Linked DNA regions of Homo sapiens: region 2 is linked to region 1. Evidence: chromatin loops called from intact Hi-C (ENCODE). Cell type or tissue: body of pancreas. All regions are shown on one strand. Links, peaks and the distances in the headings refer to the core of each region. The heading gives the core; the rest is flanking DNA.

Evidence for each region. A loop is a pair of places that touch in the nucleus more often than their neighbours do. Peaks named below come from ENCODE experiments on the same cell type or tissue, not always from the same donor. Only the 100,000 strongest peaks of a DNase experiment are listed, where the experiment ranks them.
Region 2: it touches region 1 in a loop (4-fold over the local background); 100 of 110 quality-filtered maps call a loop at or near these places.

The regions. Positions count from the first base shown.
Region 1 is chr1:168,601,279-168,605,684 of GRCh38, forward strand. No RefSeq gene overlaps it. Among named protein-coding and RNA genes, the nearest start is that of XCL1, 27 kb to the left of the region's middle. In body of pancreas, for the core only: a CTCF peak has its summit at 2,407 (motif pointing right); a DNase peak (open chromatin) is centred at 2,423.
Region 2 is chr1:169,346,079-169,350,484 of GRCh38, forward strand. All of the region lies in intron 1 of NME7 (NME/NM23 family member 7), which reads right to left. Among named protein-coding and RNA genes, the nearest start is that of NME7, 20 kb to the right of the region's middle. In body of pancreas, for the core only: a CTCF peak has its summit at 2,560 (motif pointing left); no DNase peak of the experiment used is centred there.

The sequences.
Region 1 (4,406 bases), core at 277-4,276:
GATAGCTGTGCTGTATGCTGACCCAATTACAAGTGCAATGAAATCACAAGGAGGAAATTAAAAAATAAAAATTCCCACCAGAACATTTATTCTCAAGATAAATCAGGAAATGGTATCTATGAATATGATTAATGGATAAGCCCAAAGACGATTCCTCTATCATCACTTTATTGGTAACTCACAGCAAGTTTGGTTCAATTCAGTCCAAGTTTGTTGACTTTCTACATATTGCTGCTGTATGAGTCTCTGGTGATACAGAGAAGAGATAGACATGATTGTGGGGTTACAGTGCTTGGAATTTCTTAGCAGGTGGGCATGCTACATAGATATAAATATGAATACAGGTATTCAAGAAACTATTATTTTCTTAAATAAAATATTCATTTTTGAGGACAGTGCCCCAAGAGGTATTTTTGTTGGAGAAAAAAATATATATATATATAAGGTATGGTGCTTTCAGGTGGGCTGGAAGTGGGCTGCAACTTCTCAAGCCAGGAAGCTCATCCAAAAACAAAACAGATGCTGTTTAGGGGTAGTTAACTAAGGAGCAATTTTATGCTAAGGTGCAGTTTTATGCTAAGGAGCAATTTTATGCTGTATACAGACCTTTATTAAAAATCCTAAGCTTTGCTCTTATTTGGGCAGGTCTTGAATTGGGTACACATACATGTGTATAATTATCTAAACCCAGACATTTTCAAAAGCAAAAAGGGGCACTATTAATAATTATGCTGTGACGAAAGAAGGCATAAACCTGAAAGTATGGCTTTCCAAGTCTTGCAGAACTGACTGTCAGAGTTAATGAAAATAATATAAGGGCCAACTAAAACAAACAATGACACCTCTGAAACAAACCTCTCCTGAATGGAATATCACAGCTGCCGTAGAAGTAGTCATTTCCCATTTGTGGTAAGAATGAAGCAGTCTCCCCAGAATAATTCCACAAACATATTTGCTTCCTCCAGAATTCACTGTTTGCAAATTCCCTGACCTGGGGGTTTACTGTTCCCAGATCTGAAGTTATCACAATATTTACTTGGTCTTGGGCTGATAGGGAAAAAACTTTAGAAAGATGATGAATATTAGATACCAACGAAACAGTATTATTTGAGTGTGTTTCTTTGCATGAGGCATTGAATTTGTGAGTGATGCTGAGGTTTGAATGTATATTTATGTAACTTCACTGTAGGCTATTTTAATAGCATTACATGTTATTCCTTTTATAAAATAGTATATAATACTTCTTGTAGATCATTTTAAAAATACAAAAAAATACAGAAGAAAATAGAATCATATGTAAACCCTAGAGAGAGAACATTTTGCTATCTTTCCATTGGTGTATTTCATGTAGTTGAGTTTATACTGTACATAGAGTTTTTTCTTCCCTTTCCATCTACTATTATACTATTTTAATGCAATTATTATGCAGTATTCAATAATGATATCTAATATTTATGGATGCTAATATATATGATATAATTTAAACCATGTGACAGTCCTACAAGGTAGGCATGTTCGTGAACCCATTTTGCAGATGAAGAAACTGGGAAGTTTGGTGAGGGAATTTGTTCAAGGTTTCACTCACTTAAAACAGATCTTGGGATTGAACCAAGTCTAAATCATACCAGAGTTCAGGTCCTTAACCAACAGGCTCTGCTGTATCAGTTAAGTTTTGGTTCTGAAAATGGAAGCCACTCTAAGTTTTTTTCACTATAAAGGAAGCTGACGTAGGGAATAAGGCTTATACAACCTTTATATATGCCTCCCATTGGAAGAAAACAATGATCAGGATGGCTCTAGATCTAGAAACACAAATATTGCAGTGATATCACTACTACTGAGCTTAGCTGCTTGCAGCATCTGGGAGCTGCTGACAAAGCCCCACATCAGCCATTTGCTGATACCCAGACGCGTGCCTAGATCTTTACTGGAAGCAATGGCCCATCTTTTTCTTCTGCTTTGCAAACTTCACAAAGTGCCACCCCAATGATATTCAAACAGGCACTTGAGAAACGTGATTTCCATGCTTTCAGGCCCTGTTTTACAAGGGGAAAGCTTAGAAGGACAGAAAGGATACTGAACATCCACAGATAATATCAGGCTCACAGGTTATGAGACAAAGCATAATTTACCTGATTTTTTCTATCATTATGCATTTAGGTTGTTTCCTAGCTTGTGGCTACACACTTCACTGGCTCATATGCCCACCTGCATATATATTTTAGCCACACACCCAATTTCAGTTCTCCCAGGGAGAACTGAATATGCAGGTGGGCATATGACCCAGGCAGAGCTGAAATTGGAGTGTGTGGTTAAGATATATCCCAGGTGAGCTCACAAATGTTCTGCTCTTCCACTCCTGGCCCCCTGCTGATGCTTACTGTCCAAACAGCCGCTTGAGGGCAGCACCTCCCCACTACTACAGATGCTGGCACCTGGCATGGTGATGCTGGCTTGCCTCCCTAGGCTAGGTCTCCTTATCTTCCCAAAGCTGCAGACCCTCAGGTTGCCAAGGCACATCATCCGTCTGTGCTGAACCCAACCAAGATTCTTCACCAAGTGAAGAATGCTCTGCACTAAGTCTTCTAACTTCTCCCCTGAGTACTAAACAGAGTTTTCAGGCCTCTGTGTCTCATTTATGGAAACAGCTTCTTTAGTGTCTGAGGGTGATTCTCTGTCCCTTGTGGCTAGACTGACCTATGGGCCTGGTCGGAGGCAGATGTCTCATTGTCTGCCATCTACTCCTCTCTATCGCTTGATGCCCAACCTCTGAGAAATTCTTTCCTTGATGAAAATCAACTCATGGGAAAGAAACTCCAGTTAACTGCCAGCTCTGACACTTCACAACACATGCATTTATTGTTTGAACCCTTAGGTTGAGAAACTTTCTGTATAATCTACTGCTACAATGAAAATTTTGGCCATCACTCTTTGTTCACATTCTCTCCTTAGAGAAGGCTGTGATACATATTGGCAAATTTCTTCCCGAAAGATCACACCAATTTATGCTTCCACCATCCAGTGACAGTGCCTGTATTTGTACCCTGGTCACTGCACTCTCCACTGAATGGTATTTTATCAATCTATGGAGACATTATATTTATGTGTATGTGCATGCATATATATATTTATATGTGTGTGCATGTATATGTATATAAGGGTGTGTGTTTCCCTCAGGATGTTCTGCTCACCATATTAAAATAAATCATGCCCAAATTCTCTCTGCTATATTCTTGAGACCCAAAGCACTGAGCCTTCCAAAAATGTGAGGACGGCAACAGCCCCAACATATCTGTTTAGTCCATTGTAACTGTGATCATTGCAGCTGTTGATTGATTGAAAGGTATTCTTCCAGAGGTTGAAGGGGTGTATTGCTAAGGAGTAGGTTTAACTGCAAGTGACCAAAAAGCCAAAATAAGAGTGGCTTAAACTAGATAGGTTTTTTTTTTCTCTGTCCTCTAGGGACAAAATCAGTAGTTAACAAGGCCAAGGCTGGTATGAGATCCCTGGAACCCAGGTTCTTTTCATTTTTAATTCTCAAATTTGCATCCACTTTCCATCCAGCAAGAAGAAGAAAAGGGAAGAAAAAGATGGGTTTCTTCCTTCAAAAGACATTTTCTAGAAGCTGTATGCATAACCCCAAGTATATAGGTAAGTTCAGCTGCAAGAAAGTATGGGAAATTCAGTCTTTATTCTATGTAATTGTTTTCCAGCTAAAAATAAGAGGAGTTAAGTAAAGAACAGATCTAAAGAGACAAACAGAAGTCCCTCACCTGGAGGTATATAAGATATGATGTCTGTTCTTAAATTACCCACAATTTACTTATTTCCTGGAAAGCCTGTGTTCCTCTTTTACATGGTAAACAAAATGTTGTGGATAATGGCCTATTTCTTTCTTCCTTTTAATTATAGTCTGATTTTCCTTTGACACAGATTATAGTTTCAGAGATGCTTCACATTCATTTTGGACTTCAAGTGGCTGAAGTTTCTCATACTTTACTTTCTTTCCTAGCCAGCCTCTCTGTCTGGCCATTAATGAATCTGAGAATAAACACTCAAATGCAGCTGGTAAGTGTGAGCCTGAAGATTTGTTTCATATCTTTTCCTTGACAAAAGAAGGATGAAACTGTACTAAAACACAAGGAAGCAAAGAAACTGAGAAAGAGGGAAATGAAGACAATGAATATAACCTCCATTATTCAGATTAAAAAACCTAGTTTGGCCATTCCAGGGAACTTTAATGGAGATATACATCAGTGGGCTTAGGGCAGTTTACAGAGGCAGGATTTCACCATGGTACTATATGTATCTTGTACATCTCATAAAATGCACAACAGCAAAAAATTAAGGTAATATAATTTAATAAGTTACTGGTGAGATGAATAAAGATGGTGATATAAGCTTTA
Region 2 (4,406 bases), core at 220-4,219, 740 kb after region 1:
CCCCTACTCCAAGCCACCATACTCCCTCACCTAGATTATAGCCTCATAACTAACCTCTCTACTTCCATCTTTGCCCCCTACAGCTTCTCTCAAAAAAATACAGCCAGAGAGGATTCTGTAAAAATATAAATTGTATCACCTCATTCCTCTGCTTAAAATTTGCCAACTCAGCCTATGAGAATAATGTCAACCCACTTTCAATAGCCCACAAAGCCCTCCAAGATCTGGCCTCCAGTGATCCGTCTGACTTCATCTCCCACAACTGTCACTCTTGCTTACTTTGCCTTAGCCACACTGTTTCTTGAACATACGGCATGCTCCCACCTAAAAAAGTCTGTCCGCTGACTGTCTTATTTCCTGGAATACTTTTTCCCCAATATTTACATGGCTTATCTTTTCTCACCCTCAAGACTTTGCTCAGGTATCATCATCTTCTCCACAAGACTAACTCTGGCCACTTCCCTTTAAATTACATTCAACACCACTATCAGTACCCCCAACATTCATTACCCTGCTCATTTTTTTCCCGTAGCACTTATTTACCTTCAAATATAATGTATACTATACTTCATATGTTTATTGCTTATTGCATATCTGCCCCAAAAGAATGCAAGCCCTTTTAGGGCAGAGACTTTTGTCTGTTTTATTTATGGATGCATCCCAAGGGACTAGGTATATGCATTGCATATATCAGATATCTATTAAGTATTTGTTGAATGAATAAATTTAGAAAGCAGAACTCTGCTAGCTATCATCAATTGAAATATTAGTTATGCCTTAAAAGTTGAATTTATTCATGCCTTCATTCATTCAACAAATACTGAATGGCTTCTCTTTGCCAGGCACTGCAACAGACACTGGGGATATTCAAGACAGAAGACAGACAAGGCCCTGTTGACATGGAGCTTACTTACTAATTTTCTGTCTCTCCTTATAGAATGTAAAAATAAAAAATATATATAATTCTTGTAATAATATGTGTTATAGCCAGACATCATAGCTCGTGCCTGTAATTGCAGCTACTCAGGAGGCTGAGGCACGAAGATCACTTGAGCCCAGGAGTTGGAGTTATGACCATACCCCTGCGCTCCAGCCTGACCGACACAGTGAGACGCCATCTCTAAAAATGTAAGTAAATAAATAAATTGTGTTACAAAAACAATAGGATAAATAGGTAAACATGCCAATTATTGGGGTAGTGAGCTAGGGAGTACCCCTTCAACTAGAATAACAACTACACTTGATCTGAGATGTCAAAACGGGATGAGGAAAAGCCAGTCATGCAGAAACCTGGGGTAAAAATACATTCCAGGTAGACAAAAAGTATAAAGCTTTGGGAGGAAGATGGACGTTGGCAAGTTTAACAAACAAAGCCAGTATGATTTGAAGGTAGAGTATGAGGAGAAGATACAGTGGGATGGCATCCTGTGGCATCTGTCCATTGTAGAGGCCCTAAACCCACCCTGACATTTGTAGTAAATTAGATGCATCCTGGAATGGTACTTTTATATCACCTTCTCTCTCCTGTGCTCCCTCCTCTCGTATTCTTTTTTCTTTCAAGAATAAGAGCCAATGGCATAGACGAGCAGTATCATTGCTAAGAAATCTGAAAAGACTATTCTTTAGTCCATCTAGTACTCCTGTGCAAACAGAAAAAGTTGTGCCTTCCTGAGAACACTTTACTGCCACGTGTTAGAAAAATACGTAATAAATAAGAATATCAGCAACTCACTCATAATTGTGCAATGTCCTATATGTAGTATGTAGCAGCCCTGGTTGCAGAGATAGAGAAAAGTAGCTCTATGCAAAATATGCAAACCAAAATGGTTCCATTTTTTCCTGTATGTCATATACCAAATGCTGCAGATGCTAAATATACATATAGATTTACATGCATTGCAAATTACTACTATTCTGCATTAGCTACAGTTGGCTACTGATTCTGATAGCATTTTCATCATGAGAAAAAGAATGAGTCTTTTTGAATATTAGTCAATGGAGAAAATACTGTGTTTACAATAAAGTGATACAGACTTAAGTGGCTGTAACCACTAATGTACCTTTATAAAAGTGGTAAAAGTCTTAAATACATCCACAAGTGTTAGAAGTAGTGATCATCAGACAGTCTATCTGAAGAAGATATTAAGACAGTGTTTTCTTTGGAATGCATTTGCCTATATTACCTCATGTAATTCAAACATTATTTTTATTTTGTAGTTTCCTGATTAAGTTTTTAAAAATAAGTCAAAGGATATTTTGGTAAAGTAACAGATTCCAAAAAAAAGCAAAAAAAAAAAAAAACCCACATTTTCAAGCTTAATCCCAAAGATGACCATTTGTTTCATCATTTAGGCTAAAGTTTTCTAATTTAGGAAAGAAAAACGTGTGTCTTTGACTTTATGAGAAATAATCTGTGATACTGTGTACATCTGTGATTTCTAGATGAATAGCATTCGAATGCCACTTCAATATGATTAAAATTAATAAGCAACTAATAAAATCCATAAAGGATAGCTTTTCCTGAAAGTGTCCAATGATGGAAGAGTGCCACCTAGTGTTCAATGTGGATTTAACATATCCTGCCCAAAAAGCCATTTCACAAAGCCATTTCACAAAGCCATTTCACAAATACCCTCAATTTTAGCCCTGTAGTTATTCATTAAACCATAGTAATTTTGCAGAGCCCTAGTCAAGTATCAAAATATGAATTATGAATTCCTGAAAAAAATGTATATCACCTATATCCACTAGAAACTGAGTTTTTGAAAAGGAAGTTAAATTTCTATAGCTACATAAAAGCAAAAGAAAGAGTTAACTCAAAAAAAAAAAAAATTTTAAACATCGTGACCCTAAGTAGTAGGCTAGAAAGAACATGAGGTTCTAGGCTAAATAGGTTCAAATTTGGGCCCTACCGCTTTCTAGCGTATAATCTTGGGTATTTTAAAAAACTGAGGTTTCCTTATGTGAAAAGAATATACAGTAGGCATTCAATAAGTGATAGATATTAACTATTAAGAAAAAGAGATTTCCCATTCTTTTTTAAAGAATAAGTTAATAAGTTTCTTTTTTTAAAGAAAAGTGAGAGCAAGTTTATTAAGAAAGTAAAGGAATAAAAGAATGCCTACTCCATAGGAAGAGCAGCCTCCTTTTGTTTTTAATATATCCCCTCCAGTCATCGGGACTTTAGGAAACATTTTAATGAAAGGATAGCTTGTGCCAGGTCAACAATTTCATTTCTCTCTAATTCCTTGCATAAAAGAGGACCCAATCTGGGGTGGGGGGGTTATCCTTTGCCCAGTCAGCCCCAAATAAGTTTAAAGTTTTTAAATTTATTGATGAAATTATCAAACAGCCACTCTTATGGAATATGCGTGACATTCAGTGAATTCTCTTCCATTGCTTTCTAACATCTAATAAATTCCTTTCGCTTGCTTTCTAACATCTAACAAATTACATAACAGTATCTTAAACAATTAAAAACAATAATTTAAAAAATGCTATTAAATCATTTCAAGAATATCTTTCTCATGACATTTTTAAAAAAGGTTTAATCCACAATGTATGTCTATTTAGTGTGTGTGTGTTGTGTGTGTAACAGAACCTCTTTTTTTAAAACCCTGGATTCATTTTATCAAGCTCCTTACAAATTTTCCAAAATTAAGTCCCTTTTTAGCCTAATCCTTTCTTTAAGGCTATAGATTTCTCATTTGTATTAGTAAGAATGTAACTGTATAAAAGGAACAGTATCTCAAAAGCTCAGTGTATTAATTAGAATAGTTTTCTAAGCAAGCTATTACTGAGGGACTACAAGAGTGAGTAAGAAATAAGCCCTACCTCCATGGTGTCTCATGCCTGTAATCCCAGCACTTTGGGAGGCCGAGGCAGATGGATTGCCTGAGGACAGGAGTTCGAGACCAGCCTGGCCAACATAGTGACACCCTGCCTCTACTAAAACTACAAAAACATAGCGGAGTGTGGTGGTGGGTGCCTGTAATCCCAGCTACTCAGGAGGCTGAGGCAGGAGAATCACTTGAACCTGGAAGGTGGAGGTTGCAGTGACCCAAGATCGTGCCAAGAAAGAAAGAAAGAAGAAAGAAAGGAAGGAAAGGAAGGAAAGGAAGGAAAGAAAGGAAAGAAAGGGAGAAAAGAAAGAAAGAAAGAAAGAAAGAAGGAAGGAAGGAAGGAAGGAAGGAAGGAAGGAAGGAAGGAAAGAGCCCTGCTCTCAAGGAGCTCACTCTCCTTAGTACATTACTGAGTCCCAACTCAGAGAGCCAGACAGCAGGATAGAGAGGTATTAATAAATTCCCAATGCATGTCTTTGAAAGTAGATGGATCCATTCTCCACCAGCACTGCCTTCCCAGAAGACTACAGCCTGTGCAAAACGCAGAGGGGATCTTGAAGAAAG